Regions from separate parts of the Homo sapiens genome. Here all the other regions are linked to region 1. A link is an interaction called in ENCODE POLR2A ChIA-PET data of the cell type or tissue named here. Cell type or tissue: MCF 10A. All regions are shown on one strand. Links, peaks and the distances in the headings refer to the core of each region. The heading gives the core; the rest is flanking DNA. Region 1 holds the start of DSC3 (desmocollin 3). Region 2 has its middle 36 kb from the start of DSC1. Region 3 has its middle 43 kb from the start of DSG1. Region 4 has its middle 10 kb from the start of DSG2. Region 5 has its middle 44 kb from the start of DSC1. Region 6 has its middle 49 kb from the start of DSG1. Region 7 overlaps DSG2 (desmoglein 2).

Region 1 (4,567 bases), core at 187-4,186:
GCGGAAGCTAAAAATGGAAGCTCACAGCAATTGTCATATTAGTCAGTAGGCTTAACAATAAATATCCTCTATTACACAGCACAGTCAAAATAATCAGGGGATAGCAATTTTAGAGTTTTAGTCTTTCAAAGGACAGTCCTAACCAGGCCAGACTCTCATAAATCTGAAGATAGAGTTGAAATCATAGAAAAACTAAGAATAGTTAGAATAAAGACAAACACTTCAAAGTCTTTCATTCCCTAGGTATTAAAGAAAGCCATATTACAGCACAAATGGGTTCATATGTGCAAACTCACCAAAAGTGACAATTTTGTAACAGTAGTTACTAACCCTTTTCACACATTGAATGGATGGTTCTCCATTTCTGTCAGGATGAAATTAAATTCCTCAGCATGGTTTGTCATGAACCATCTTTCTAACCGAATTCCCAGCCATTGCATGTAACCATTCTGAACCAACCCCTTTCTGCTTTCTTACCCTGGGGCACTCTCACAAGGCTCTCCAGAGCTTCTCATGTCCTGTTGATGTTGTGTTATCTTGAAGCATTCTCCTACCCTTTCCCTTTTCTTTGCTGGGCTTATCGCAACATTTTGCTTCTTCAAAGCTTTCTTCAGCTAAGTTAGATCCTCTCCTCTAAAATGCCTTAACACCTCAACCCTTCACTCTAACAGTGAATTCAAAGTGGTGAGGGAGGGAGATTGGTGCTAGCCATCTCCTTTACTCATCTAAGTTCAAGAAAACCATTCTACTTGAGTTTCTGAGGGCTGGGGGGCTGGAAGTGACTTTGAGAAGCTTTCTCTGAGGTCATGCTGGAGGCACGTGGAGGATGGGAGGTGAAAACCCTGGAGTGGAGAGAAGTTTGGAGAACTTTCTCTGAGACTGGAAGAGCTCTTACATACAGAGACCTCCACTGACGGGTGCCTGGGAGATTCACACTGGGAAGCTCAACTTAGAGTGTCTGAGCCCTTAAAGCTGAGCCTCATGAGTTTCAGGGAAGCCCCAGACTTCAGGGAATACATGGCTTAGACGACGAGGAGTCTATTAGACTTGAGCCAGAGTGAGATGAATGAAGGTCATAACACCCTTTCATGATTAATTGGCTGTCTGAAATTCCCGACCTTGCAACTTTTGAATGGACTTCGAGGAGTAGCATCTCATGTCTGAGAGGGATTTCCTCCTGAATCCAGTAGATGGGAACTCGGGGAACTTAAAATTCAGTTTAGGGAGAAATAAGAGGATGTCCCCCTGGTGTTACAAACGACATCTCTATTAAAAAGTGTAGCCTACTGGGCTAGGAATGATTGTCTTTCGTCCCTTTCTGACTTTGAATTATTTCCGACAGGAACTAGATTTTCTGCATTTCCTTTCTTCCATGCCCTCACACAAAGCTTGGCCGACTTCGGGCCCTGATAAATAGTCGTTGCATGATGTAGAATCTGTAAGCCTCGTTTTAGAAGGTTTTGTGTGGTAGATATTCCTTTGACCACCTGAAAAATTTCATTTTGGTACCAGTAAGTAGTAAACCAATAATTCACATCTAAGAACAAAGTCGTTTTTAGAAGGTTCATATGAGTCCCCCAAACTGACAGTTAATAGAGCGCTGAGTGTAATCACTCATATTTTGGGTGCGTAAAAATGGTTAGATTAGAATTTCTTAAATTTGGTTTTAATTTCTGACATGCCAAAAACTGTTTATCATGCCATCTGGGATAAATTCCTTCTGTCGTGTATTTTGTCATGTTAGTCAAATCCGGAGAGAATACAGTACATGTATTTTGCTTTAATCTGAAAACATTGGCAGAATTTGTTCAGACGTCGAAGGGGAGATCCGCTGATCCAATGACAAGGGTGTTCCTGGCATCCAGCAGAGCCCGTGTCGAGGCAGGGATCCCTGCGGGCGGATTGGGGTTCTGCATTGAGATGCACCGCGCAGCGCCGGCGATGGGGCCGCCCTGGGACGATCTGGGCTGCCAGGGCCTCTCTGCGGGCCGGGCGGGGCGGCAGCGCCGCGGGGCAGCCGAGGGGCGTGGGAGAACTGGCAGAGGGTGCGCCAGAGACCGCTTTCCCGAGCGCGAACGCCCGGGTGGCTGCTGGGGAGCAGAGGGGCAGGCTCGGGCAGCTCCTCAGCCGCGCCGGCGATGATAAAACTTGAGAAATAACAAGGAGTGGCCTCTCCGCGTCCTCTGGGTCCAATCCGGTTTCAGAAGTGAAGTTGCTCCCGGGCAGGCAAGCCTGAGAGAGGCCAAATACACTTAAAAACAAGCAGCGGCGAGAAAAGCACCTCCCGCGCCCTGCACCTCGGCAGGTCTCGCTCTCGGCACCCTCCCGGCGCCCGCGTTCTCCTGGCCCTGCCCGGCATCCCGATGGCCGCCGCTGGGCCCCGGCGCTCCGTGCGCGGAGCCGTCTGCCTGCATCTGCTGCTGACCCTCGTGGTAAGCCAGATCTCGCCGGATAGGGCTGGGGTGGGGACGGGGGTGGATCCGCCCTGGACGCTGCACGGAGCTGGGGACAAAGCGGGCCGAAACGTGACAACCGCGGCTCAGATCAATGCTGCGGGTCTGGTAGCAGCCCCAAGTTCGGGCCTGCAGGAGTGAGGAGAGAAAACGTGTGTTTGCGGGTCGACTCTGGACTGAGCTTTTTGTTTTGAGACAAGGTGTTCGATTGTTGGAATTCTGAGTCGCGCTCAGGCTTCGCTGCGCTCTGGCGGGCGCCGTCGCGGGTTGGGCAGGGGGTTGGGATTCACGCTTCTCCCCAGGTGGTGGAGCTGGTGGTGATGGTGGTTGGAGGGCGCCTTTGGGTGGAGAGGATCCCTGAGAGCTCAAAGCACAGACTTGAAAAGGGATTTAGGGGCTGCCCCCTCCCCAGCTCTGGGTCGCAGTTGACCCGGATTGGTTCGTTAGTGAGTGGAGCCGGGGCTGTGTCCCTGGGTCCCTTGGTGGGGCTGCCCCTGAGAAGTGGGTTTCTCGGTATCTCCCCTAAAGGGTATTCAGAAGCTCACCCAAGCGGTCCACCCCCGCCAGCCACCCAGCTGGGGGCGGGATGTGCCGGGGGCGCGAAAGTGTGGGAAGACCGGGCCAGAATGGGGGTTGGGGTCGTGTTGTGTTTTGGGGATGCTGCCGAGGTGTGGAGGCGGGTAGAGGGTGACAGTGGTGGGGGATGATGGATGCGGTGGGGTTGCGTCGTACTTACTCCGGCTCCGGGGAGGACTGCGCGGCCGGAGCACAGCCTGGGGTTTCGAGTCTACGGAAACCTGCCGCCCAGGACGAAATCCTCTAGGAGAGGAAGTTAGAGACGATGCTCTGAGAACACGGGAGACTTGAAGTGTTCGGAACTCTGGCGGCGCGGTTACACGCGAAGCTTCAGGCTTCAACAGAGTTTCATTCCGCACGCCCAGAAAGGAGCCGCGGACCCGCGACTTACCCGCATCCATGGATGCGCATGGGGTCCGATGGGAGCGAGGTCTATACCCGCGTCGGCAGTGAGCCGAGTCTGGTCTCGCGGATTCTTACTGCTTCCTGGCCCTCCACCCTGGCAAGTGGGAGTGGGTCCAAGGGTTGTCCTCCCTTAAGGTCAGCGAGGTATGAATATGGGATTGGTAGTTATGATCTACGATATGTTTATGGAGAAGGAATTGGACAAATAAGCGCATCCATTTGCCCGGGAACTGTTCCAACAAAGTATCTGAGCTTATGAAGTGACTACAAATGGAAACGGCTTAGAGAATGTGTTCTTTTGTAATATATTTAAAAGCATTTTCAGCTTTTCAGTTTACAAGCATGCATTTGGGGTTTTGTGTTTCCTTTGCGAAGGGATTGAGGATGGGGAACGAAACTACGGGTGCTGCTCTCAGAATTTCTCGCATTCGCTCGAGGCTCCCAGAGGCCATGGAAGACCAGGAGCTTTCCCGGCAAGGCATGGGTGGGGGTGTCGAGCTGTGGCAAGGAAGAAGGTGCGCGTAAATCTAAACGGAGGAAGCTTCAGCTTTGATCTAGCACATACTCGTTTAAGATTTTTTTTTTTTAAAATAATTCCGTTGAGTTTAGGTTAAATGCTGTATCTGGAGACTTAAATACCGGAAAGTGCACAGAAAATGACTATTTCATCTGCAATTGTCAGTTTACAAACACTTGCAATTTCGGACCGGATGGGTAAATTAACACTTCTCTTGACCATCTCATGTATGTATTTCCTTCCTTTTGACTCATACGACTCTCAACTTTTCAATATAATATTAATGACACGGCATTTTAGAAACATTTTTCATTTTATAGAGACTTTAATGGATATCTTTAAACCATTACTTATCTTTAAAACATTGTTTGTTCTAAGGAGACAGCTTTTCAAAGCAAGTCTTTAACAAGAATCTGAGACTTGTTAAATTTTAGTCTTCCCAGTAAGCAGCCCAACAGGTTGAGGGAATTTTCCCATTCTGCATTTTTCCTGTATCTCCTTCCCACCGTGTGCCCCACCACACTCTGAAGTGTAAATACAGTTTCTAATAATCACACGCACAAAGAAAAAAATGACAGGGAGATACTAAAAAAAGAAGTATATCAGAGCATCTCAC
Region 2 (4,567 bases), core at 426-4,425, 160 kb before region 1:
GGAGTGTAAAAAAGTTGAACTCATTGAAGTAGAGAATAGAATGGTGGTTACAGGAGCTGCAGAGATTGGACAGATTTTAGTCAAGGATACAAAATTTCAGTTAGAAGGAACAAGTTCAAGAGACCTGTTATGCATCATGGCGATTACAGTTAATAACAATATATTGTATATACTTGAAAATTGCGGCCGAGTGCAGTGGCTCACACCTGTAATCCCAGCACTTTGAGAGGCTGAGGCGGGCGGATTGCCTGAGGTCAGGAGTTCAAGGCCAGCCTGGTTAACATGGTGAAACCCCATCTCTACTAAAAATACAAAAATTAGCCCAGCATGGTGGCGGATGCCTGTAATTTCAGTTACTTGGGAGGCTGAGGCAGGAGAATCGCTTAAACCTGGGAGGCGGGGGTTGTGGTGAGCTGAGATTGCACCACTGCACTCCAGCCTGGGTGACAGAATGAGAATTCATCTCAAAAAAAAAAAAAAAAAAAAAAAGAAAAAAGAAAAAGAAAAAAAGAAAAGAAAATTGCTAAGAGAATAGATTTTAATTGCTGTCATCACAAAAATAAGTATGTGAAGTTAAATAGCTTGATTTAGTCATTCCACTATGTATTTCTATATCAAAACCTCATGTTGTACACTATACGATTTTTATTCATCAATTAAAAATAAATAAGTAAATTTCCTCAATTGTCTTCAAAAAGAAAAAAAAAAAAAACAAGAGAATGTGTATTGACTCCCGGTTCCATTGACTTTGCCTTTCCACCCGGGAGAAGCTGAGCCATTGCTTTCTGTTTCCCCTGTCCCAGGGCTGCAAATCTTTCTTCATTTAAGTTTTCAAAATATGTTATAGTAACTACCTGAATGAAGACAGCTCAGGTAAAGTAAAATTAATTACCATGATATTTATAAGCTAGAGCGACTCTGCAAATTTAAAATAAAAAACAACAACAAAACTCACTGAAGTTGAAGTGATACAAAGACTTCATTTTCTTTTAAATTTTCATCTTCAGCTTAAAAAAAAAGAAGGGATCTATTGTGTACTCCTTTAACAGGATGCTTACTTCTAACACACAGAGCACACATGGCATAAAGGCCAGAAATTTCTTCAAGGAGTGAGTCACAAATGGAGACAGCTTTCACAGTAGCTTCTCTTTTGTGTACTTTGCATTTTAATAATGTCAAGCATTCTCCTATGAGGTTTGTTTCCTCCAAACTTTTCACTATTAAACTATAGGTCAGGGCTAAAGTAAACAGAGCTGTCAAACTTACATGATAAGAGATTTCCTTAAGTTGGCAGGGTTTAAACTTTCAAGACAAAGCTAGTAGCACCAAGGTAAACATGAAGGTTTTTGATTTGGATACCAATCTCTAGGAAGGCATTATGGACTTCCTCGATTATAATGTTGAAACCACCTCCACCGCACAGCTGAGAAGTTGCTAAATAGAATCAACTTATTCCTGATTATCTCAGCCAGCAATCAAGACTTTCGCCTGGGTTTGTTCTAGCCTCAGAAGACTAATGGGACAAGTCTCAACAAGGAGGAGCTATGGGCTTGGGTACGAGGGTGGAGAATTTTACAGACAGGCGCACAGAAACCATCACCAGCAGGACACTTGGGAGAGACCTGGAGGCTGTGGTGACACCCTGCTTGCTGCTTGACTCTTCAAAAAATGGTCATTGTTTGCAGGCTAGAAATGCAACATGCATCCTTTCACATCATTATTCATCACACACCTAAATCTTGCACTTTACACAACTGTCAGACATTTTAGCTCTCCCCTGGTCTAAATGTTTTGGTTTTGGAAGGGCCTTGCCATTCGAGGTACATTTAGTAAAGGTGCACTTTTATTTTCACCAAACTACTAGCTTGATATCTAAAGATGGGTTTGAAGGTGCCAATAGAATGTTTTTTGCCAGGTGACAAAGGTGGCCTATTTCTCTGACGTGGAAGCCCTGGCATTGTCACCTCATTGCAAGCTTTGAAATGAAGCTGATCATTGATAAAATGATCATTGACACTGGACTTGAAGAACAAAGACTCAAGACAGGAAAGGAGGAGGGGGTGATATCAGAGCTATTCCGACATCGGGAGAGGAAATGTTAGATCTGTAAAGCAGAATCAGTGGGTGGGAAAAAACATTTTCAATGTTACTGTCTTATTGAAGGTAGTTCTATTGCCAAGGTCCAAAGCTTAATTTCCAATAAGGAATCTGATTTGTGCTGAATAACTCACAAGGAGATGCCTTTGATTCCCATTCAAGTAAATGAAATTTAAAGACAACAAAGCAATGTCTTGTAGAAATTACTTAGATGAAATTATTCATCTTAAATGAAACACATGGCTATTTCTCTTCTTTTATTCTCCATTGTGGTTTCAATAGCTGTATAATAACATTAAGTAGGAGAGGAAAGAAAGTATGGTATTACTGTGGTCTTTCAGGGTACAAGAGAGATTATAGACAAAGATAATTTTGAAAGTTTAACAAATGATTTGTAATTTTGCCCCCTGAAATTCAGTAATGACTGATGAATACTTAATATACAACCATTTTCCAATTGTACAAAAAGTGAACATAGTTAAGGTACAGTTTAAGGATAATAAAATTAGAAAGGAATACAGTAATTTAGAGCTTTTATCACAAATAATAGTTTAGATTGAAGACAATCTAATCGACGTGTGATTCTGGGATGTTAGAATGTGCTTCTAAAATGAGATATTTCTTTTGAGAAGTAAACTCTTGATCTAGAGCTTGTGAATTTTATCTTTTCCCATGATAATAAGTGAGGGAGAGACCAAAGGGAGAAAAGCAAAGGTACGTTTCAGTTGGCAGTGTGCCAAATATACAGTGATTCACAGCGTCCTAATCAGACAGGAGTGACATCTCACTGAAAAATAAGGTTCACCCCACCCACCCTGGAAACTGTTCTTTGTTCAAGCTCAGCACACTGAAAACTACTTTCCAGACCTGTCACCATTCTCATTCTGGGTTGGCAAGGAAATTATAGAAAAATGCTGACCAAAGCAGGGGTTAAATCATTATATGACTAATCCTGGCCTTTCAGGTAGATTCAGCTATGAATGTGGTTGCTTTTTTGTTTGTTTGTTTTAATTCAAGGATTAAGCTCTTTTATTTATGGCTTTTTAATTTGTTTCACGTTTTCCTAGCAATTTATATAGCCCATATGCTTTTGATGAAAATCATAATCAACATTTCTATTTCACATCTAATTCTGTAGATTACATAGGTTAAATAACTTTATGGCTTCAGTGAACTTTAAAATTATCTCATCTAAATCCCACAATTTATGAGGGATTTGGAGGCCTTATCTACCAATCACGTAGCATTGGACAGTATTATATTGTCAGAACAAAAACCCCTTCTCCTCTACATGTACTCTGATTTTCAAGAACAGAGTTATTTCATGAGCTGTAGAAGATGAATATGCTTTGTGAATTATTGCTAATGAAATCTGCAAAAAAGATTAAACATTTGGGTTTAAAGTCACGGTTTCCTAACATGGCTGTGTATCTCAATCACCTAGGAAATTAAAAAAAAAAATTAACAAAATACAACAGTTAAAGGATCCAACACAGACTTACCTGACTCAGAATCTGTTAAGGTTGGACCCAATAATTAATATACTTAAAAAACTCAGCTGGGCGCTGTGGCTTACGCCTCTAATCCCAACATTTTGAGGGCCGAGTTGGGTGGATCATCTCAGATCAGGAGTTCGAGGGCAGCCTGGCCAACATGGTGAAACACCGTCTCTACTAAAAATACAAAAATCAGCTGGGTGTGGTGGTGGGCGTTTGTAATCCCAGCTACTCGGGAGGCTAAGGCAGGAGAATTGCTTGAACCCGGGAGGCGGGGGTTGCAGTGAGCTGAGATTGCACCATTGCACTCCAGCCTGGGCAACGAGAGCAAAACTCCATCTCAAAAAAAAAAAACAAAAACAAAACAAAACAAAACAAAACAAAATAACTCTTCAGGTATTTCTGACATAGTAAGTATGGATCAATGTTTGAGAAACACTGGGTGTTAAACAGGCACATGTTTACTTTCCACGATGGCTGGATAGAAAGTAGGCTAAAGTGTCTAGCTAAAGTATGTAGCTACACAAAGCATGCAAATATAAATTTTAGCTTGGAGAAACTTCAATAATTTTCCATTCAAGCTGTGTCTCTACAGGCTCTCTGTTGTCACTATTTTATTTATGGCATATATAAGAGAGCCTCTGAATTTCTGATATGAAAAGGCCTGCTCATTTGCTTTTTTTTTTTTTTTTTTTTTTGAGACGGAGTCTCGCTCTGTCGCCCAGGCTGGAGTGCAGTGGCGCAATCTCAGCTCACTGCAAGCTCCGCCTCCTGGGTTCACGCCATTCTCCTGCCTCAGCCTCCCGAGTAGCTGGGACTACAGGTGCCCGCCACCCCGCCTGGCTAATTTTTTGTATTTTTAGTAGAGACGGGGTTTCACCGTGGTCTCGATCTCCTGACCTCGTGATCCGCCCACCTCGGCCTCCTAAAGTGCTGGGATTACAGGCGTGAGCCACCGCGCCCAGCCTTTTCTT
Region 3 (4,567 bases), core at 270-4,269, 230 kb before region 1:
TGTGTGGTCATCAAGGTTGTATTAGCTCCTTCTTGCATCGCTATAAAGAAATACCTGAGACTGGGTAATTTATATATGAAAATAAAGAGGTTTAATTGGCTCATGGTTCCACAGGCTGTACAGCAAGCATAATGCTGGCATCTGCTCAGCTTCTGGGGAGGCCTCAGGAAACTTACAACCATGACAGAAGGCAAAGGGGGAGCACACCCATCACATGGAAGGAGTACAAGCAAGAGAGAGAGGGAGGAGGTGCCACACGCTTTTAAACAATTAGATCTCATGAGAACTCACTATCTCGATGGCAGCACCAAAAGGGGATGGTGTTAAACCATGAGAAACCAGCCCCGTGATCCAGTTACCTCCCACCAGGCCCCACCTTCAACATTGAGGATTACAACTGAACATGAGATTCGGCAAGGGCAAACATCCAAGCCATATCAGAGGCCATCTCATGGACACATTCGATGTCCTAGAGATTAAGGCAAATAGGCATGCACTAAATCACCTACGCAGGCAGCTCAGCTCCCTCACGCAGGGCACTTGCCCATCACTCCCCTGCCTCAGGAGAGAATGCCTCCTCCTCCTCATTCTCTGCCCATCTTCTTCCTCTCAAGCTGCCTGCTTCACAGACCTTGTGGGTATGTGTCTTACAATCAGAAGAGACACATCTAAAATACTGTGATCACTTTCCTCATTCTGACTTGAAGTGCAGTTGATTGTTTATACATATATCCCTCATGTACTCACCCTGCTCTTTTATACACACGTGCACGCATGCACACGTTAGCTTCCAGGAGAAAGGGGTTAGAACCTTCTCATCTTTCACAGAGCCCTTCACAGTGTAACTTAAGTTTTCCAAGAAGGAGGAAATTAATACTAGAGACTAAATAGGTGGAATGTGCTTAGTAAATGCTTGTGGATTGTTTCCCGAATAGTGAAAAGCAATATAAAAAATAAATACAGCAATATAAAAAATAAATATAAAAACATAAAAAACAAATACAGAGCAACGTGGGAGCACAGTTTACTAAGTATTGCGAAGTGCAGTCAGGTAGCATCATTTATATAGATTGGATTGGAGGTGTTAGAACAGAATGTTTATGTTTCTCTTTTTAATCAAGAAAGTACAAAAAAGGGATATGAAATAAGAGAAGAATAAAGAATGTGGATAAGGAAAATCAAAAGGTCTGCTCTGTTGTTTTTGAAATGTTCCCTGAGATTCATTCACAAACAGGGCGTGGTTTATGAGACTTGGCAATATTTAAATTTGTGCTGTGAAAAATAAAGCAGAAACTTACCTAGTTTGATTTGGCTTTTGGTGTCCCCTAAAGGAGTTAAAGAGACCTAGTTTTCTTAACTGGAGAACATTATAAAATGGGGAGAATTTTTAGAAAATAAGAGACAGATAAGTTTTTATTTTTCCAAATGAGAGGTTACTTGGTAAATACCACCAGAACATTTATGTTGCAGGATCAGACACCTCCTCCACACTCTGAAAGCATACACATGACATACTTATTTGATGTTTATATATTTTATCTTAGGTCAGCATTAACATACCATGAAAGGAAGTCAGTCATTCACTTTCTGGGTCAAAAGTAAATTCTTATGATTCTTATGACCTTGTGGAAGACAAAGATGTTTTCAAATTTCTGTTTGTGTTCTTACATCTACACATATTTTTTATCTCATTGAGCTCTTATCAGTGGCATTTATTTAAAACCCTACGACTAAAATCCTTCTCCCATAAGCCTTATGGCAAAAGACCACCGAGCCTGTCATCACTACCATTTTCAAAAAGTGTTTATGAACCCTCAAGCTAAGTGCTTTGCCAGCCACCACTGCAGAAACCGCTCCTGAGAGGAGTGGATTGTCTGATTCATCACCTTGGAAAGTGGTGGTGATACTTCCTGGATGTAGATTTGGAGAGGAACCAGAGGCTCTAAAACCTCACTAGCACTTCCTCATTTCTCTATGAAAGCCTCTCCATTTTTCTCTAGAATATCAATTCAGCTCATGGGCATATTTCTCTTTTTTTTTTTTTTTTTATAAGCACCCAATCTGCATTATTCTTCAAAAATTAAGAGATCCCTGATATGGGAAGCTTGGACCAGGCTTCTCTGGTGGGCTCAGACACAGTCCCCAGATCCAACCATGTAATAACTAATTCTGGACTTTCATATGCAGAAGGGCAAGAAACTATGTAAAAAGTTCTGTGCCATAATAGTGTCAGCACCTTTTAGTTTTTATACTGGAGCACCAATGTTTGCCTTCTGAAAAGAAAGAGCTAACTCAGGAATGCGCTTTTAAAATTTAAAAGATGACACTATCAGAAATTATGTTATTTTGGAAGGGTAGAGGTGAAAAACAAAAAGAAAACGATTGAGAAAATAATTACAATTTGCTTTTTAAGAAAACTTTCATACAGGAAAAAACAACATGTCATTTAGGATTTTAAAAACTTGGTGCTAAAGATTGCAAATTTCAGAATGTTATTGCTAGGAAAAAAAGCAACAATAGGAATTGGTATTCTTCTATGTGGAAACTGCTTTGTTGACAATCTACAAACAGATCTCCTTTTAAAAAACACACACACACGCACCAAGCTAAAACTGCTTATTCAGTGACGCTTTCACCAAAGGAATCATTCCTTGACTCTGTTTTTAGTTGGGTGTGGTGAGACAATGTTCTCCCTTGGCTGGAGGCTTGGAGAGGGGCCAAAGCAAACACCCATGTGAACACAAAACAATTAGGAAAGATTCATTCTGAATTAGTTAATTCCCATGAATAGGCTGGGATTTATTAATCTGTCCTGATTGAAATTGCTTAAAATATGAACTTGGGAGTTTGTAAGCAAGCAGGCAGGAGAGAAGGCTAAATTAGGGACAGCTAAATGTCTGAGAACATAAGGAGAGCAATAAGAAACATAATTGGCTAATATCTTTATTACTTTTCCCATTTTAAAAGAATAAGAGAAATATTAATTAGTGTTGTGTCTATCTCACAAACTTGGCTCTGTGAAAGCACAGATAGATATAGTTCTAAAACATTAGGTCTATTCAGTATTATTAGATCTATTCAAAGAATTGATAATTCTTTTTTTCTAAGTAAAAAGACTTGTTTCAGTTTTCAATTTAGACTGTGCAAAGTCAAATAAATAATCACGAAGCATTTTCTTTGAAAAATTAAAAATAACTTATTTGAAGACATAACTTTTCTTTCCAACTTTTAAAGAGTTAAAGATTTCTGTAGAAACATTATACTACGTAACACCTTTCTTTTATAGAATACTTACGTAAAAGCTGGGACCAACATAAATTGTTCTAAAGAAATAATTGTCTGAAATGTGCACGGGCCATTTGTTTTCAAACTTGTGAGCCAGAGGTCAAATCGTACCTATCAACTTGTTGGTACAACTGCAAACAGCTTTGGAGCAGGAAAGGGCACAATCCAAGCATTGTTATTTACTTCACAAGTGCAATTAGGTACAAGTGTTTGCAGCCATACTTAAAGTAGTATTCCACCTAATAACAGCAGGGGTCAATGCTGAAAAGTCTATGTGATTATAGTATAATCCTGAGAGTTATTTTTCTTGCAATACTATTAACTTGCTTTGATGATGAAAACTGTGTGTATGCAGATATTAAAAACAAAACCTCATGGAATTTTGCCTTCTGGAAGAAATTTTACTGGCTCAAAATTTTTTCAAAATTTTATATCTGTGAACTTTGTACAAAGAAGTGTCATAGTTAGACATCCAGAATGACTTTATAGTGCTATAATATAATACCTGGTGAAAAAAAACACACTGTGTTCCATATTCAAAGTCTGGCAGATAAAGAAAAGGTTGCTTTGAAAGTTTCTGATTAGATGCTGCTGAACCCATTGGAAATCATTGTTAAGTTGAGTTAAAGAGCCTCTCCTGTTGTATCAAACAAGTGACACGTCATTTAAATAATCTCGGCTTCATTTTTCTTGCATGAAAAATATTGAGATAGCCACCAAACAATACCCACTTATTTGAAAGAAATACTGTGTTTATAATTTAGAGCAATTTTGAATTTCTTGGAATATATGGTGCAAATGTAATACTAATTTGCCTTAACATTCCACAACTTAACATAGCAGAGTTTTCAATTTTATTCAGGTATAATCTCTATAATTTTATAATTCAAAGAGATTTTTCTTCAACTTTCCAAGAACCATCAAATAAATAAAGTTTACCATTTACTGGACAAAAAACATAACATTAAATGCCATTTTATTATCTTTTTATTTACTATGGTTCTGCAATTATAAAAGTATTGTCATATTCTACCCTGTCTTATCTGAATGCTTTAAACTATCTTATCAAGTCAATATATTTTAGGTTTGGGGAGTTTTGTATCCCTTTATTATGTTTTGTTATTGCAGACATCTTCATGAATCCGCCTTTTGCTGTTTAAATAAAACGGTTTCCTAAGGATAATTTATTCTTGGTTTTCTTTTTTTCCCATGCATATTATACCTTATTAAAGCTATTACTCAACTAAAAGTATTTTATGATTTGTTTCAAGCCTTCAATTAG
Region 4 (4,567 bases), core at 203-4,202, 450 kb before region 1:
ACTTTCCTTTTGGTAAAAACATGTTGAATTTGAGACATTAGAACAAAATCCAATTAGAAAAGCCTAGCAAGTCATTTGAAATGAGAAAGGACAACTGCATTGCAAATAGATTTGGGCAGCAGAAATAGTCACCTTATTTTGTTCCCATCTCACTGGCTGTTCTTTCTCAATCCCTTTCTTGCCCTCTGCTACTTGTAAAATGTGTGTGTCTTCTGAGTTCCAAACTTTGCTTCTTTTCTTCTTACTTAGTAGCAGGTATGATTCTGTGGTCACTTTCATTGTGTAAACTTAGCTTTCTTTCTCAAGCTCAAATCATGGGACCTCACTATTTGGATATTTCATGGGAACCTCACACTTCCATAATAATTTTGTAGGGATATCAAACTCAGCATATTGACAAAAAAGCTTTCCCTCTGATATGGTTTCGCTGTGTCCCCCACCTAAATCTCATCTTGAATTTTAGCTCCCATAATTCCCACGTTTTGTGGGAGGGACCTGGTGGGAGATAATTGAATCATGGGGGCAGTGTCCCCCATACTGTTCTCATGGTAGTGAATAAGTCTCACGAGATCTGATGGTTTTATAATGGGTTTCCTCTTTTGCTTGGCTGTCATTCTCTCTTGTCTCCCTCCATGTAAGACATGCCTCTGCTTCTCTTTTGCCATGATTGTGAGGCCTCCCCAGCCATGTAGAACTGTGAGTCTACTAAACCTCTTTCCTTTATAAATTACCCAGTCTCAGGTTTGTCTTTATTAGCAGCATGAGAACAGATTAATATCTCCTCTCTTTACTTTCTCTCCAGTGCAAGCTTGCTGCTTTCTCATATGCCCCACTCAGTCAATGGCAGCCTTGCGAACTTGGCCACTCACTTTAGGACCTGAGTGGCATCCTCTATTCCTTTTTCCATCCTCTCCATATCCAGTTACTTACCTCTCCTTCAGTACTCTGTGGCTCTATCCCAGATGACTCACACAACCTGCATAGCAGCAATCACATTATAGTTTATGGTTATTTCATCCATGTCTACTCTTCCACCCATTTCTTTTTCTCAAAGCTGTTCCTTCTTTGGGAGCAGAGGCCATATGATATTCACAGTGAGCCCAACCCTCAGCATCCAGCACATATCAGATGATCAATTAAGACTTGTTGAAATAAGCCCACACACTGGAAGGGATTAATTCTAAGTGAAAAAGGAGTATTATAAGGAAAAGTGTTTGGAATATCCACTGTGGGTGAATTAGCAGAGGTTCTGGTAAGAAACTGTTGGTCTGTGGTATGTATGTGTACATGCATTTGCACACATACACGCACATGTCAGTTTGTGTACGTATGTTTTCCCTAACAACACTGCAGCCCAGAGCAGAATAAGGATGGCAGCTGGTAGGTGTAAGTCAGGGTTGTAGAGTGACCCAGATGACAGTTAAGAGGTGTAAGTATCCAGGAAAGATCAACTATTATTTTGATGTTTTTCTAGGTCCAGATTGATGACATCTTATGGAAATATCTATGTAAAACATCTATAAAGAGAACTGAACTAGGCACTGAGGACAATATCACACATACAAAGATGATAAACAAGATCTATAACAAAAGGCTGAAGGTGCTGGGAATATTTAACCTAGTAAAGAATAAAGTGGTCAGGTGCAGTGGCTCAAGCCTGTAATCCCAGCACTTTGGGAGGCCTAGGTGGTGAATCACCTGAGGTCAGGAGTTCAAGACCAGCCCAACCAACGTGGTGAAACCCCATCTCTACTAAATACAAAAAATTAGCTGAGCGTGACGGAGCATGTCTGTAATCCCAGCTACTTGGGAGGCTGAGGCAGGAGAATCGCTTGAACCTGGGAGGTGAAGGTTGCAGTGAGCCGAGGTGGTGCCAGTGCACTCCAGCCTGGGCAACAAGAGTGAAACTCCGTCTCAAAAAAAAGAATAAAGTGACAGTATCAGAAAAAGAATGTAAAAGTCCTAAAAATCGTTTCTATAAGGAATATATTCCTATTGCTTCTTTAAGCAGAAACATGTTTAAGTTTCAGAGGAAAAGGTTTAGGTTAGAAACTGTAACTTTCCATTCTATAAAAAAATCTTTATCAAAAGAAAAGAAAAAAAAGAGGTGTAAGTATCCAGGATACTCCTGGAATTGAGTGTGGTCAGGAGGAAGACAGACAGGGTGAATGAAGCTGGAGGAGCTCAGGGCCCAGTTGAGAATAGACAGTTTGTTACATTGGCCATGGAGAAATGGGAGAGGATCGTCCTTCCCCTCAATCCTGGAGAAAGACCCATGGTCCTATTCCATGGAAGTCAAGGCATGGATGACAGCACCAACATTTGGAGTCAGGATCTTGAATTTCTTATGGACTCTCCAGTTAGATGGACCAAGAGACGCTTCTGCCTTAGGTGGTGAGAGAGGAGCGCTGGCCAACGTGGGGGTGGAGGAGGCCTCTAATAAGAGAGCGGGAAGAGTTATGTTGACTTTCCCAGTTAGAACTCACAGGATAATAAAGCCCAGCAGACTCCAAGCCCTGTTGTCTAGCACAGAGAAGCCAGCACGTCCTTAATGAACAGTCCCCTCATTCTGGGGGAGCAAAAATAGGCAGCCCTGAGATCACAGCCTCAGACGTCAACATCCCGAAAGAGTGAGAGTCCCAGTGCCGTGAGTCACAGTGTCTCACTGAGCTTTCCCCACATGTTCCTCCTTGTGAGTCAGTATACATGGACTGACTGCTTTGGATGCAAAGTCTCTGAGCCAAGCTGTTTTAAGGAAATTGTTAACATTGTTCATGAGGCAGAGGAGAATTAGGGAAAGACAGTGACAGTTGCAAAATAGCATTTGGTGCAGTAGAGGAAACAAAATGGTCTATTCTTGGGAATCAGTAGGGTGTTGAACACATCTCATGCAATCTTTTTTGAACTAAGTCACAGTAGTTTAAAAATGTGATCAGAATATAATAATGCTGGATTGAGGCAATTATGAAACAGGCAACTGCCTGGGAAACCCCAGCAAGGCCTGGAGGCCCCAACAGAAGGCCTCTCGCATTCACTGATTAATGTCGGCATTCCTTCAGCAGAAGGCTTCCTTGGAGTGCATATTACTGGGAGGGCAGAATGTTGATCCACTGTCAGTTATTTACATCTTAGTCTAGTGCCACAGGTTCACCAGGCATGCCCCACCTCGGAGCCTTGCACTTGCGGTTCCTTTTCCCTGGAAGTTTCTGCTCCAGAAATGTACAAGGTCTTTTCCGTCACTCTTCACTTTTCTCCCCTCAAATGTTACCTTCTCAGTAAGGACATTCCCTGACCAGTGATTTTAAAATTGTAATTACCCTCCCCCCGCCCCCCGTGCCCAGAGCTCCCCATCCTCTTTTTCTCTTCTGTATTTTTCTTCTTGGTACATTGTAACCTAAAAGACTGTGTTTTAACTTATTTCTTATCTGTTGCCATTCCCTAGGATGTAAACTTTGTGAGGGCTGGGATTTTTCTCTGTGAACTGCCGTGTATCCTGCAAATAAAACAGTGCCTGGCCCAATGTAGGCTTTCGGTAAATCCCAGCTGAATGTGTAAATACATGAATAAGTGAAGAAATTTTCAAGGTTATTTTGGAATTGAGAGAGAGAGAGTGTAAAATGAGGGTAAAGGGGAAAAGGGGAAGAGAACATTGGATTCCTGGAAGGACATGAGGGACTGTCACCAGACTGGGGTGGGGGTGTGATGGGGGGCCTGGCTCGCTGTGGATAAAATTGCTCTACCTCACAATTTCGTCAAGGGCGGGCATTGCTAAGACTGCCGGGACAGGGTGAAGTGGAGGAGTTCAGACGCCAGTGGAGAACACGGCTGTTCTTCCTCTGCTTTAAGGCTCCCTTCCTTGCAGGGGGAACCAAGGAAGAAAGCATCAACAACATGAAAAATCCTCCTTCTCCCTGGAAATGAACAAAATGTGCATTCACTACAGGAGTGCAACACTGGGGAAAGTTAATTTTATCTACTCATGACAAATCTATCATTTCGGTTTCACCCTAAGTTTTGTTTATGGAAGTTCTTGGAAAGATAAGGGAAATAGCAAAGAAAGAGAGCAGGGGAGTCCTTGGTTGCTAACAGCAGTCCTGGACTGGAATCCATCACCAGCATGACAGGGCTTGCAGGCTTTTAGGGCAGGCACAGCAGTACTTACTGAGTTTCAGAGGGAAACCATCACACTGACCCATTGTGACTAATGAGCTTAGGGAGATACACAGAAATAAATAAATTTTAAAAACCCCTCAGAAGACAGAAAAAACAGACAAAACTGGTTTTTGGCAATTATTCATTCGTAGATAGACAATGACAGTCTTATGTGCAATGAAAAAGTGAAATAGAAACAATGCAGTAGCTTCGGAGAGTGAACCTGGAAGTAAAATAGTGGGTTTAAAAATCTTTCCAAATGACCTAGAATGATAATTGTAAGCACTTTGGTTGAGAGATGCAGAATTTCAAAAGTACATGATTTTCATTCTAAAAAAACCCAAGAATTTAAAGTAATTAAATTATTTATTTTAATTTACTTTACAAATTAGTCTTTTTGGTGGTGGCTTGAAAA
Region 5 (4,567 bases), core at 339-4,338, 160 kb before region 1:
ATGCTGGTGAGTGTGCTAAAGAACGGCGAGGTGTGCTGGAGGCATGCGGTCCTTACCTAAGTAGATTCGAAGTGACTACCCCCTTCCACTAAATAATTTCATAATTACATGCCTTAGCTATTCAATTTACATTGCTGTGGTATCCAAAAGAATAATGATGGCAATTTACAATTACAATCAGCTTTATTTGCATTTCTAAAGCTTTGATATACTTCCTCAATTATTTAAATAATGTACATACACAAAAAGAATGAATAAACTATGGGAATTGTAAGCACTGTTGAAGCTACTTTTTTTTTTTTAACAAGTATTCATTTTAGGATTCATTACTTATAAATAGAATTACCCTGCTGTCATTGATTAATAACCTTAAAATACTCTTAGTCACTAACTTAAGTTCACCAATGTAGAGATATTAACGTATAATTTCAATTTAAGGTGTGTAGAAGGTAAACAGCAAGAACTGGAGGTGAGGTCATCCCTTTTATTCCCCCAATGTATAATATATTAATATTAACAGTAAACTTGAGAGGGTCTCTCTAGCTACTATTTAAAGTCAAAGGAAATCATAGAAGTAAACTACAAAAAGGGATTCTAAATATACCAATGAATTTCTTACTGTTTGAAGCATAATACAGTTTTCTTTTTAATACAGAATCTGGGATTTAATCTTTAGAATCAACATGCATTTTTAAAAAATGAGACAATTTTTAGATGATTAAGGTAAAATTTATATTTGCTAAATTCGTCTTCATAGTGTATCAGGTCATCTCAGCACCAAAGCTTGTATTCTCAAGACTAAGGACTCACTCTTTGTATGAAGCCCCACCTTAGTTTCCTGCCCAGTGTCTCCTCTTCTGATGTCAGAGTTCTTCTAAATCTTTTAGGCCTGAGCCTAAATCTGTTTCTGTGACTGATCTCTGTTTCCCAGTCTCTCCTGCAATATTCTATGGCCATTAAAAGTAAAGTAAATATGGCAACAGAAAAACTGATCTCATTTTACAAAGAATTTTTTAAAAAATTTTAATGCTAGAATGAGAAGTTTCCCTGAGTTAATTGGCAGTGGAAACGTATTACTTTTTTTTTTTTTAAGTAGGAGAAAATATGAAGCCCTGTGAAGACTGGATTTAGAGGGAGAAACAAGACAGTATGACTGGTCAGATGGTTGCTGGATGGTTTAGGAGGAAGGTAATGAAGACCTTAACCAGGGTGGTTGCAGTGGGAAGGGAAGAAAATAGACAGAAAAAGTGTTATATAAACAGAATCTATAGAATTCTAGCAAAGAATTCTTTAAGGAGAGTGATGAATAAGGAGAAACCATGAATGGAAGTGTCAGTAACAATGGAGGGAAGAGTGGATGTGGTTGGAGCTGTCAGGAAGCATGGACAGGCTTTGTGTTTAGAGAGACTGAGTTTGAAATCTGTCTCTGGTACTTAATTCCATGTAACAAAAAAGCGTCTGAATTTCTTTTTGCCTTAATCTGTACATCTGTTTACTCTAAAAATGCCTACCTTCAAAGGGTTCTTATGGGATTGAGTAAGCTACTGCATGAAAAGCACCTGCCACACAGTGATTTCTAGACCAATAAATGGAAGTTATTATTATTATTGCGATTATTATGACTACCATAAAGAAATGAGTGCCATGCTAATTATTAACCAGTAATTGGCAATTGTCTGCACTCGAATGGATATCGTGCAGCATTTACATGAGGCATTGCCGCAAGACCTAAGGAGCTGACCTAACCGAGTGTCTAGCTGTCCCTTCGAGGAAGATTGTCATCAGAGTGCTCTGTCTATGAGGACAGACTTTCAAGAGGTTTACTCAATTAATCTGACATGCTTGTGATTTGAGGTAATTAGGAAAGAATTTATAAAATGAAAAAGGAGATGAAAGAAGACAGGCTGAGGAATCTAAGTGGGAGGTGTCTGTAGAGGAGTCAAGGAAGGCACGTTAATGAGAGGCTTCATGCAGGTAGAAGGAGGGGATTGAGGGTTGGGCAGAGAGATCCCAGGGAGCCTGAGCCAGTGCAGGAGTCAGGGTGTGGTGTGTGAGCTGTTAGCTGCAGAGTTGCAGTCACCATAAAAAGAGGGAGGTGCCTGGGAAGGGCCCGCAGCAGGAGGGTGGAGATGTGGGAGGGGCAGGATTGGGACGCAACAAATGGGAAATTGCTGGGCCTAGTCGGGCAGGGCTCACCCAATAAATCATTCACAGTAGCTGGAACTGGCTTGAGTGTTTTCTTTATATTGTGGCTCTATTAAAAGGGCACTGCTTCCTTTTTGTGTGGGCTTTAGTCACTGCATTACTCACCGAGACCGCTGGACGGCTTCAGGCCACTTGAGGAGCGAGTGACACCGGAGCAGTTGACTGTGTTTCGCTTGAGCAAGCACAAGCAAGGTTGCTCATCTCTGGAACACAGAAGATGGTATCGGAAATGGGACATACATAATATCAGGGTGGGACAGAATTATTACTTGAATTAATTATATTGCGAATATGTGTTGCTCATGTAATCATGTGCATGATACATATATAAGTATGTAGCTTTTTCTGATAAAAGTATGTTTTTATTAGGCATTTTAAATTAAAACCTATTGCAGTCTGTAGTTGGTGTGCCAAAAAGAGAAAGGAAGGGGGAAAAGGCATTAGAGCAAAAAGCTTGCATGGCGTTGGTCTGAGCTAGAACTGGGTTCAAATCTTGGCTAAGTGGCAAAGCTGTGGGGCTTCAGGGAAGTTACTTAACCTATTTAGGCCTTATTTTCCTCACCTGTAGGAAGTGAAAAGTAATACCTATCAAAGGGGGTGTTATAAGGATTAAACGAAATACGTAACATAGCCAGCACACAGTAGATACTTCCTACAGGAGAGCTGTTATTGCTTTTTAGGTTTTACGTGAGGTGCTTTCTCTTGTGCAGTTACCTCCCATATCTTTTCAAAGTCATAGAGGCGGAAGTATAATTCCAGTTTCACAGACAGAGGAAATGAGGCAACAGTGGTTATGTTATTTGCTGGGATCATACAGTTTATAGCTAGCAGAACTAACATTAAAGTCTTTTGACTTCCAAGCCCAGCCTTTCCACTTGTGCAAAGGCACAATGAGGTAGTAATCAAGGCCACCATTCAGCATTTCTTCAGTCTACTGCTTTGTTTTATAAAGCAATGTGTAAAAAGCACCACGTATTCTACCTTTATGAAATGGTGTGATGGAGGCTGGATTGAAGGCTTTCCTTTTGGCTTGAGAAACTTTTTTTGAATATTAGAGTAATTTTTTTAAATGTATTTTAATATTTATTTATTTGTTTGTTTTTAGATAGGGTGTCACTATGTTGTCTAGGCTGGTCTTGAACTCCTGGGCTCGAGCCATTCTCCAGCCTCAGACTTCTGAGCAGCTGTGATTACAGGCACGTGCCATTGTACCTGGTGAGACATGTTTTATAGTTCCTCTTAACCCTATAGCACTGACCTTCCAGGACAATTCCCCTGTTTCCCTTGCAGAGAGGAGAGTGTCTCCGGAGACAGGTAGATAATAGATGTGGCCAAAGATGTGCAATAGTGGGAGAAGACACAGGTGGGCAGAAGGTGATGAAACCTCTTTTGCTGAAGTCAATATTTGTTTGGAAAAAGAGACGTCGACAAAGGTGCTTTTCATTTTAACCTGTTACATGGCTGCAGTGACCATGTCCATGTATTCTAACAAAGAGTTCCAGCAGAGAAGAATGCCAGACAGTGTTAGGAAGCCTCTGCATATTCTAGTGGATGTCAGTGGTTTCTAAATGAACCTCCCTAACCTGTTATGTTACTATTCTTGTTGGAACTCATTGTCCTTAGATAAAAGCCCAATTTTTAAGTACTACTAGCATAACTCTGTACAAGCTGGATCTTCTTTAGTTCTTTATTCTTATCTCCTGGTACTCTCCACCTTGAACTCCATGCTGGCTTCATGCCAAATGAACCTTCTCTCAGTTTCTTAAATATACCATTGTCTCTCTCCTGTATACCTTCATGGATGCTGTTTCCTCTTTTGGAAACACTCTCTATCCTTTCCGCCACTCCAATCTCCCCCTTTACTTGGTAATCCTTATCCTTCAGAGAATAGCTTAAAGGTCATTCCCACCAGCGAACCTTCCCTACCTGCAACCATGAAGTGTGGGTCTGGGGTTCCTGGTGTGTGCTCCCAGGGCACATTCCCCTTTCCCTGCCCTGGCGCTCCTCACACATGGCAGTGTGTTTACTTATCTGTCTGCACCACAAGTGCCCTGTTCCTGAGGGCAGAGGTCACAACTCTCCTATTCGTTATTGTATCCCCTCTCCTGTTTATCATTGTATCAGGCCTAACACAGTGCCTGGCACACAGCAGGGCAGGCTTTCTACAAATATTTGTTGAATGAGAAAATATATGCATAAAAGTATTATTTTCCAATTTGTGAAGCCAGCTTCTCAGAAAGAAAATGGAGTTTATGAGCAGAGCTTTCCAGTAAATTTGTATTTAGTCATAATACTACAAACAAGCATATCATTATTTCTTTATTTCTTGGTTTTGAATGGTAATTATTTTTGCAAGTTCTGA
Region 6 (4,567 bases), core at 298-4,297, 230 kb before region 1:
TCACCCATTAGAAAACTAAAATAAAAAGATGGAAAATGTCAAGAGTTATTAAAAATGTAGAGCAGTTGGAGCTCTCGTACATTACAATTAAAATATAAATTGATAGAAATACTTTGGAAAATTATTTGGCACTATCTAGTAAAACACAGGAACATATACATAACCTATGGCTTAGCAATTCCACCTATCCCTTTCAGAAGTGAATAATATACACACTGAAAGACACATATAAGCATATCCATAGCAGGACTATTAATAATGTCCCCAAACTAGAAACTATTCAAACGTCCATCGTTAAAGCAAACTAAATATGTCCTGAGAATGGCTCCATACTTCTATATTTGAGTCATCGTGGATGAACAGTAATCTAACTTAATAGGTAGACAAGATTGAAAACCTAATTTAGGAGTATGGGCCTGTAACAATCGCTGAGTCTTGGCCAATCCCAGCAGCCTTACTTCAACCACTCAAACGCTGCCAAGTGTTCAAACTGTGTTCAAATAAGGCAAAGGCCAACCTGTAACCAATTCAGCTGTTTCTGTACCTCACTTTGGATTTCTGTACATCACTTCCCTTTTTTTTGTCTATGAATTTGTTCTGACCTTGAGGCATCCCTGGAGTCTCCCTGAATTTGCAGTGATTCTGAGGGCTGCTTGACTCACAAATTGTTCATTGTTCAATAAAACTACTTTAAATTTAATTTGGCCGAAGTTTTTCTTTTAACATCATCAATAATAGGTTGAATAATACATTACAGCACATTCATATAATGGAATACTATAGAGCAATGAGAATAACCAACTCAGAACAATCCCAAAATATGTGGATGAATCAGACTAACATACTATTGAGTGGAAGAAGCTATATGTCACAAAGGAGAACATATAGCATTATTTCATTTATTTAATGTAAACAAACAAAAACCAAAAAACAAAAACAGGCAAAACTTTGTTATCAGTATTCATGCCAGTGGTGACATTTGGAGAGTTAGTGATGGCTGGCCTTCTAGTAATGTTCTAGATCATGATTAAGGAGCTGGTTACATGGGTCTAGTTACCTGGTAAAAATTTATTGAGGCATATGCCTATAACAGGTGCACTTTTCCACATTTTATGTTAATTTTAGAAGTAATTAAACTTACTCTATGAGTTTGGACAGAGCTTCTTCTAAATTTGCTTTTATAAAGAGCTTTTTGAATCCCTTTAGAACTGACTAAAAGAAGGCGGCCAGAAAAATACACTGCAATGTCCTTGTCTTAAGTTCAAGACACTGCTGTGTCCAGAGGCATCACATTCTCTCTTCTCTGTCTGGAAGGGCAATTAATTCTAAGCCTGCCTCCCTGAAGTTTGAAGAAAAAAAAATAGTCCTTTCCCTAAGGTTTAGTGTTCTAACAGTATCAGGAGAACCCGGCCATAAACTCCAATGTTTCCCTGGCTTATCTCTTGCTGAGCTGGGGGACCTTTATGTCAACGAATTCCTCCGACACCATAGGTAGATTCAAGGAGGTCAAGCACCCTGGGCTGCTTAAAGAAAAATTAACACCAGCTTTTATCTACCAATTGTAGAAACTAAGAGTTTACTTTGCATCCATGTATTCTTATTTCCTTGTACTGGATGTTTACAGAGGAGAGTCAATATTCTAATGGGGAGTTTTTCACTTTCGGTGTGACAAGCCTGTTCTACCCATGGGCAAAGGAGGTTAGCTTGGGGTAGTTCTGCTTTGCCTCTCCGTTCTCTGTTCGTTTTGGCAAAAAACTGCATATGGACCTTTATTTTGAAGAAGGAATCAGGAAACATGTAAATGCATCTCAATTGCAAAGTATCTAAAATTTTCCAGGAAGATGATACTGAATAATTACACAAATTCTTGACTGCTAATGTTTTTACTGTGTTACTTTAGTGAAGCACCAGAAATGAGCTTGATGCTGTCATGATTCACTTATTATCACATCCCATGAGATGAGGAAGAGTTTAAAACACAGTTGGTGTCATTTTTGCTTTCAATGATAATTAAATTATGTGTTTGTTGCCCTTTCATGTGAAAGTCAGCTTGCTGGCAAGAACTAGTGTTTTCACTTTACTTGGTTTATGGCAAAGCTCCAACTCCTCGCTCAGTAGTCACTGATATTTCCTTTGTCTCAGGTGTCCACATCTCCTCCACTTGGCAGATGATCTCAGACCAGCTCTCCTTTTATTCATGACAACATTTTACTGCTTCTTCCTCCATGTTACTTTCCAAATTTATTTCCACCTTACTACTTCAGTCAACAAGATTTTTTTCCCCAGGTCTCTTGATCATCTCTCTCTCTCTGTCTCTCTTTCCTTTGCTCTCTCTCTCTTATTCCAAACATTATCTTTTATAATCAGATAATCTCCTGATTATCCTTTTTCCCCATTGGCCATATCCCTTAATTTTATTCTGATGCAATTATTGATCACTTATATGAACCCTTCCATTGCTTTTTGCATTTCTACTTTTATTTCTTTCTTATTTCTTTCACATTCCCATACTAGTCAGTCATGCCTGTTTTCTCCTTTTTTTACTTTTCTCTCTTCTATTCTATCACTTATGCTGAAGTTATCCCATATCCAGTTTAAAACAGGTTCCTCATTATTTTTCTTATATCTTCTCTTCCATAAGCTCTATTTGGCAAAATATATAATAAAGCAGACCAGTTCTTCTCTCTCCATACCCGCATCTGAATCTATGATAATGCTTGTGCAGTCGTACTACTTTGTCTATATTAGCTGAGGAATTTAAGACAAATCTTTTATACAATTTTAATTTACTTATCCCAAATATATATAAAAAATTTATTGGATGAACATGTTGAGAATTTTGGGTTTTCAATTTCAGTAAAGTGCATAGAACTTTTCCGGTCTTCACTTTCTATTTTTCCTGTACTCTGTAACATCTGGCTAAATCATGACTTTAGCCATTTCCCATCCTCCCAGAGTCTGTGTTGTGGCTGCTTCTGTGACTTCACAGTCCTGGTGCTTTTCTTCAACCTCTGGGAAATACCCCAGGAAAGTCCCTTAATATTCACTAGGTTCACAGCATCAGAAACTGCAGAGAGAAGGACAGAGGTGAAAAAAAGAAAGAAAAAAAAAAGGAAGAAAATAATCATATGCAGAAGAGTATGGGAAAGAGAAAGAAAGAAATGGAAAGAAAGAAAACATGAAAATGCAACAGGAATAGAGACAAAAATTCTGGTTGGGAAAACTCTGAAGAAAAAATAATGCTGAGATTACATCTGTTGCCTTCCAGGGAGTTTATCTTTGCTTAACCGTGGGTTAGCTGGCTGGCAAGTTACCATTTACAAAGAAGCAACATGTCTCTGAACCTATGAAATAAAGGGTTTCATTATTTTTCTGAGAAACATTTGCTTCTACAGCAATCTAATTTGGTATATGCATAATGATGAATGGGCACTAAAATCTAAATAGGGAGGTTATTGACCAAACACTGTAGAATTTAGATGTTTATCTTCATTTTTAGAGATGGAATAACAAAGAAGTGATGGAATCAAAATTATTATGACGGGGGAAAGCACATCTCATTTTGAAGGAAAATACCTAGGTTCAAAATAACTCTGTTGACCAATGATACAACTATTTCTTGCTATTAGAGTCCCTGATCACAAAGTACAGATGTGGAAACTTGGCTTTTAAAAATAATGATAACAGCCACAACCACCTGTGTAGTGCATTACAGTTTCAAAAGTAAATCATCAAACTATATTTTATTGTCAGATAAGAAAAGTTTGTGGGGTTTTATTTCAAAGTAACTGTGAAGTGAATTGAGTAAGTACTTTAAAACCCAATGTTTAAATTAAGATTTATTTCCCAATTTATGGGCCCACTCTTAGTTTCAAAAATCATAGTCATAGCATTTGTTATCATTATTTTCCTCACATTTCAAGAAATATGTAGAAGGAATTGGCATTAATATTATTATTATTATTATTATTATTTTTTGAGACGGAGTCTCGCTCGTCGCCCAGGCTGGAGTGCAGTGGCACGATCTCAGCTCACTGCAAGCTCCGCCTCCCGGGTTCACACCATTCTCCTGCCTCAGCCTCCCGAGTAGCTGGGACTACAGGTGCCCGCCACCACGTCCGGCTAACTTTTTGTATTTTTAGTAGAGACGGGGTTTCACCGTGTTAGCCAGGATGGTCTCAATCTCCTGACCTCATGATCCGCCCGCCTCGGCCTCCCAAAATGCAGGGATTACAGGCGTGAGCCACCGCACCCGGCCTATTATTTTTGTCTAAAGTATGACTCAAAATGAAAGTTAGAACGTTAAAATGTATGCCTGTCACTTTCTCACTTAGATAACGTTTCAGCAAGAAAAAAAATTAGTGTAATCAGAGAATCAACAGAAATCTTCACAGATTTCAGAAAAACCTTGAAAAAATATTTATATTGAGTTCAACTTATGTATTCCTCAGTAGAGACTATACTGTATAAATCTTCAAGAAATCATGTCATGATGAGTACTATTACATTGTTTTCATAATTATTAATGAGTGGTATTGTTGTTAATCCCTTTTATTAGGAAATGTAA
Region 7 (4,567 bases), core at 228-4,227, 470 kb before region 1:
TGGCTGCGTTTCTCTGATTGGAAGCTACTGTAATAACCAGGGTCAGGACAGTAATACAAGCTGCAGAGGACTGTGGAGATTCTGTACATCTCTAGTGGGTAGTATACTGCAAGTAACATGACTGGAACAAGCAGAAACTCTCTGCCTTAGTCCTCCATTCCCACTCCCTGGCACTTTTTAAAAAACCTGTCCACTCTGTAAGTTTGAGTCACCTCCTGTGGGGATGCTGTGAAGAGGTTTCAAGCATGGGAGGGGTGGCTGGACAAAATGGCCAATAAGGTTTCCTCCAAACACTAAATCTGTGACTTTTTTTCTCACCAGGAACTTGGTGACAGAAAAATGTCACCTGCAACATGACTTTAAGACTGACGAGGAAAAGTAAGCTGCTAGTTCCTGTATCCAAAGCAGTGTTTTCAGATGAACCAAAAAATTCTGCAAAAGCTTTTCTAATTTGCTAAACTCTAAAAAAAGTATTTTATTAACTAGTTTTGCTGCTTTGAAAAACATGTAAAAAATTTTTCTACCATTGGATCCTGCACATCTTATAAAAACTGGACTTCCTGGTATCTGGCAAAAGATTTTTTTTTTTTTCCTGCAGAGGCATGAGGGAATACCAAACACCATCAATCAATGTACTCTTTGTTTTCAAGGTCAGCACTTTTAGAAAAGACTTTCTGTTCTGAAGTCACCTTGATGAGTTTAAACAAGAATCCAGAAGGACTCATGAGTCACTGGATGACAGCTCCTCCTGGCTGACAGGTTCTCTGTCAGAAGTCTTTCCTTTAAAGTAGAGAATCTTGAAGTGTTCAGTGGTTTTATGGTGAGGTGATCCCTTAAACTTTAATAGATCAGACTAAGAGATACCTTATTAAAAATGGATGTAGAGAAATACAAATTAGTTTAAAACATTATTTCAACTTTCAGTCACTATAATGGCTTCTAATGTCCATTCAGCGAGAAATTACTAGAAGGTAAGCAGTGTGCTCAACGGACTATCTTTAGAACTCAAACACAGAGGACGTGGCACTTGCCAGTGGTTCTTTAAATTCATGCCCACCTCAGGCCCATCATCTAACATCTGTGTTATTTTCTTTCCTTGGTTACTCAACCTTCCAACCAGCAGAATGTTTTATAATTCTTTTGTTTCTCCCTTTTATTGTATAGAAGGTCAAATCAAAAACTGCCCAGAGGATCCCTGGTTTATCCCCAATCCATTCTTAAAGAGCTTTCAACTTTGGCTGAAATAATCTGAAAGAAATAAAATGAGATAAAATAAAGGGAGTGGATGCCACTTGTTTATTTCCTCTGGTCACACATCCTGACTTTTCTATTTGTATTGGCAGAGCTGGTGGTCTGGTCTGTAGTAGCGTCCATAGCCACAAAGAAGGCTCTGTAGTCTACAGTCATAGAAATGTACATGTTCAGAAGAGTTCAAGTGACCCAGTGCAGTCAGGGTGGACCAGTGAGTTTGGTGATCTGCTCTGATAAATCTGACGTGGGTCAGATTTATGTTGGAATTCACCTACTGCACTTTTCTCTTCTTAATCTTATTTTGGGGACAGGAGGAAGAAAAGACAGTTTTTATAACATTTATTTTACGGCTAACCAGCATAACTTATTTAGAAAATTCCAACTTAAAAGTCCAACTTACAGATGATCTAGACATTTATATACTCCTATAGCAGTCTCACTCAACAGCTGATTTAAATATGTAATTATATTTTTCACAATTGCTAATTTAAAAAAAAAGAGCAATATTTTGAACTTTTAATTTTTGAACTCTGAATTTGAACTTTAGATAATAATAAATATTTTAAGTCTGACAGTAATAAAGTACATGACTTACCAAAATCTTTCACCTGTTCTTCGGATGTTTGGGCTAATCTGAATGTAACAAATATGATTTTAGGTGAGTCATATTGAAGTTAGTTACAAAGAGGAAGACAGTTTCTTTGAAAGCTTTTTATTAACTCATAGAATTTTAAAATATGCATTTAGCAATGCTTTGCTACACTTGACTTGTTCATTCATGCTGTGAATTCTTATTTCAAGTAAAGTTTTGTATATTCATGGACAGTTCCTATTTTTTCCCTTGACATAGGGCTTTTTAATATTTAATCTTCTTTTCTACTCCAGTTATTTTTATTTTCTAATTGGGATGTTAACAGTGGTTTTCAAGCTTGAGTGGCATTAGAATCACCTTGATAAAACACAGATTACTGAGTCCCGCCTTAGAGTGTCTGACTCAGTAGGTCTGGATGGGGTCCAAGAATTTGTATCTAACAAGTTTCCTGGGGATGCTGATGCTGCTTGGCCCCAAAAGTGGGACCACACTTTTGGAAACCACTGTGTAAAATCACATGGTAGCATAGGAAAGGGAAGAAGAGGAGAGCCTGGATAATTCATAAACTGGATAATGAGCCCCTAGTTACAGACAGATGTGTGAAAAGATGTGTTCTAAATCAGGCAATTCAGGCCGGGCTCAGTGGCTCACGCCTGTAAGCTCACACCTGTAATCCCAGCACTTTGGGAGGCAGAGGTAGGCAGATCACCTGTGGTCAGGAGTTCAAGACTAACCTGGCCAACATGGTGAAACTCCATCTCTACTAAAAATACAAAAATTAGCCAGGTGTGGTGGTGCATGCCTGTAATCCCAGCTACTAGGGAGGCTGAGGCACAAGAATCACTTGAACCCAGGAGGCGGAGGTTGCAGTGAGCCGAGATGGCGCCACTGCACTCCAGCCTGGGTGACGGAATGAGACTCTATCTCAAGAATAAATAAAATAAAATAAAATAAAATAAAATAAAATAAAATAAAATAAAATAAATCAGGCAGTTCAGTAACTGTGAATTCTCCCCATCACAAAAAGATTTTTCATTTTACAAGTATTCATCAACTACAATTGAACTGTAGGAAAACACTTTAGGTAGTGTTTTCCCCTGGTTTATACCTCTTCTTCTAGTTTAACTTTTACTGGTCCTAAGCATTTGTCACTCAAAAAATACCATTTTATGGTGTTGGGAAAACTGGCTAGCCACATGCAGAAAACTGAAACTGGACCCCTTCCTTACACTTTATACAAAAATTAACTCATGATGGATTAAAGACTTAAATGTAAGACCTAAAACCATAAAAATCCTAGAAGAAAACCTAGGCAATACCATTCAGGATATAGGCATTGGCAAAGACTTCATGACTAAAACACCTAAAGCAATGGCAACAAAAGCCAAAATTGACAAATGGGATCTAATTAAACTAAAGAGCTTCTGCACAGCAAAAGAAACCATCATCAGAGTGAACAGGCAACCTACAGAATGGGAGAAAATTTTTGCAATCTATCCATCTGACAAAGGGCTAATATCCAGAATCTACAAGGAACTTAAACAAATTTACAAGAAAAAAACACTCAGCCCTATCAAAAGGTGGGTGAAGGATATGAACAGACACTTCTCAAAAGAAGACATTTATGCAGCCAACAAACATGAAAAAAAGCTCATCATCACTGGTCATTAGGGGAATGCAAATCAAAACCACAATGAGATACCATCTCACACCAGTTAGAATGGCGATCATTAAAAAGCCAGGAAACAACAGATGCTGGAGAGGATATGGAGAAATAGGAATGCTTTTACACTGTTGGTGGGACTGTAAATTAGTTCAACCATTGTGGAAGACAGTGTGGCGATTCATCAAGGATCTAGAACCAGAAATACCATTTGACTCAGCAATCCCATTACTGGGTATATACCCATAAGATTATAAATCATTCTACTATAAAGACACATGCACACATATGTTTATTGAGGCACTATTCACAACAGCAAAAACTTGGAACCAACCCAAATGCCCATCAATGATAGACTGGATAAAGAAAATGTGGTACATATACACCATGGAATACTATGCAGCCATAAAAAAGGATGAGCTCATGTCCTTTGCAGGGACATGGATGAAGCTGGAAACCATCATTCTCAGCAAACTAACACAAGAACAGAAAACCAAACACCACATGTTCTCACTTATAAGTGGGGAGTTGAACAACGAGAACACATGGACACAGGGAGGGGAACGTCACACACTGCGGCCTGTTGAGGCTGTGGGGGTAGGGGAGGGATAGTACTAGGAGAAATACCTAATACAGATGACGAGTTGATGGGTGCAGCAAACCACAATGGCATGTGTAAACCTATGTAACAAACCTGCACGTTCTGCACATGTACCCCAGAACTTAAAGTATAATTAAAAAAAAAGAAAAAACAAAAAAGCAAAACGATACTTTTTCTTTTCCTTGAAGTCGTTGGATTGCTCAAACAAGCAAACTAACTAAAATACAATTTCAATTCAAAATAGCATTTATTAAATGACTAGACATGTAAAAAATATTTTACTCTTTTATTGGTAGGTGTTTTCTGTAATGGCCACAAATGCTTTTGGAATTAGGCAAAATATAAATAAAGCTGTATAACAGACTTCACAAAATTTGATAAACAAAAATTATAGGTTGTCTCCACTCTTTTGCTGCAATATATTCCTGAACTGAAAAGTAAAATGAAGAAAATGATTTCT

What was found. ChIA-PET counts read pairs that join two places held together with the same protein. Peaks named below come from ENCODE experiments on the same cell type or tissue, not always from the same donor. Only the 100,000 strongest peaks of a DNase experiment are listed, where the experiment ranks them.
Region 2: POLR2A ChIA-PET joins it to region 1 with 33 read pairs; 3 of 35 experiments call an interaction of 5 or more read pairs at or near these places.
Region 3: POLR2A ChIA-PET joins it to region 1 with 25 read pairs; 2 of 35 experiments call an interaction of 5 or more read pairs at or near these places.
Region 4: POLR2A ChIA-PET joins it to region 1 with 12 read pairs; 2 of 35 experiments call an interaction of 5 or more read pairs at or near these places.
Region 5: POLR2A ChIA-PET joins it to region 1 with 24 read pairs; 3 of 35 experiments call an interaction of 5 or more read pairs at or near these places.
Region 6: POLR2A ChIA-PET joins it to region 1 with 31 read pairs; 2 of 35 experiments call an interaction of 5 or more read pairs at or near these places.
Region 7: POLR2A ChIA-PET joins it to region 1 with 21 read pairs; 3 of 35 experiments call an interaction of 5 or more read pairs at or near these places.

The regions. Positions count from the first base shown.
Region 1 is chr18:31,040,457-31,045,023 of GRCh38, reverse strand. DSC3 (desmocollin 3) reads left to right here and starts at 2,282. Exons shown (of 16, transcript NM_001941.5): 1 at 2,282-2,432. The coding sequence starts at 2,364. It overlaps LOC124904345 (a long non-coding RNA gene), which reads right to left and starts at 3,491. Exons shown (of 2, transcript XR_007066445.1): 1 at 3,190-3,491; 2 at 1-2,582. In MCF 10A, for the core only: no CTCF peak of the experiment used is centred there; DNase peaks (open chromatin) are centred at 2,173, 3,483 and 3,883.
Region 2 is chr18:31,196,221-31,200,787 of GRCh38, reverse strand. No RefSeq gene overlaps it. Among named protein-coding and RNA genes, the nearest start is that of DSC1, 36 kb to the right of the region's middle. In MCF 10A, for the core only: no CTCF peak of the experiment used is centred there; a DNase peak (open chromatin) is centred at 2,857.
Region 3 is chr18:31,273,248-31,277,814 of GRCh38, reverse strand. No RefSeq gene overlaps it. Among named protein-coding and RNA genes, the nearest start is that of DSG1, 43 kb to the left of the region's middle. In MCF 10A, for the core only: no CTCF peak of the experiment used is centred there; DNase peaks (open chromatin) are centred at 1,884 and 2,684.
Region 4 is chr18:31,485,917-31,490,483 of GRCh38, reverse strand. No RefSeq gene overlaps it. Among named protein-coding and RNA genes, the nearest start is that of DSG2, 10 kb to the left of the region's middle. RefSeq lists an enhancer at 141-4,288. In MCF 10A, for the core only: no CTCF peak of the experiment used is centred there; a DNase peak (open chromatin) is centred at 2,663.
Region 5 is chr18:31,204,686-31,209,252 of GRCh38, reverse strand. No RefSeq gene overlaps it. Among named protein-coding and RNA genes, the nearest start is that of DSC1, 44 kb to the right of the region's middle. RefSeq lists a silencer at 2,404-2,453 and an enhancer at 1,927-3,126. In MCF 10A, for the core only: a CTCF peak has its summit at 2,399; a DNase peak (open chromatin) is centred at 2,212.
Region 6 is chr18:31,266,759-31,271,325 of GRCh38, reverse strand. No RefSeq gene overlaps it. Among named protein-coding and RNA genes, the nearest start is that of DSG1, 49 kb to the left of the region's middle. RefSeq lists an enhancer at 3,006-3,125. In MCF 10A, for the core only: no CTCF peak of the experiment used is centred there; a DNase peak (open chromatin) is centred at 2,105.
Region 7 is chr18:31,506,615-31,511,181 of GRCh38, reverse strand. All of the region lies in intron 1 of DSG2 (desmoglein 2), which reads right to left. Among named protein-coding and RNA genes, the nearest start is that of DSG2, 11 kb to the right of the region's middle. In MCF 10A, for the core only: no CTCF peak of the experiment used is centred there; a DNase peak (open chromatin) is centred at 2,261.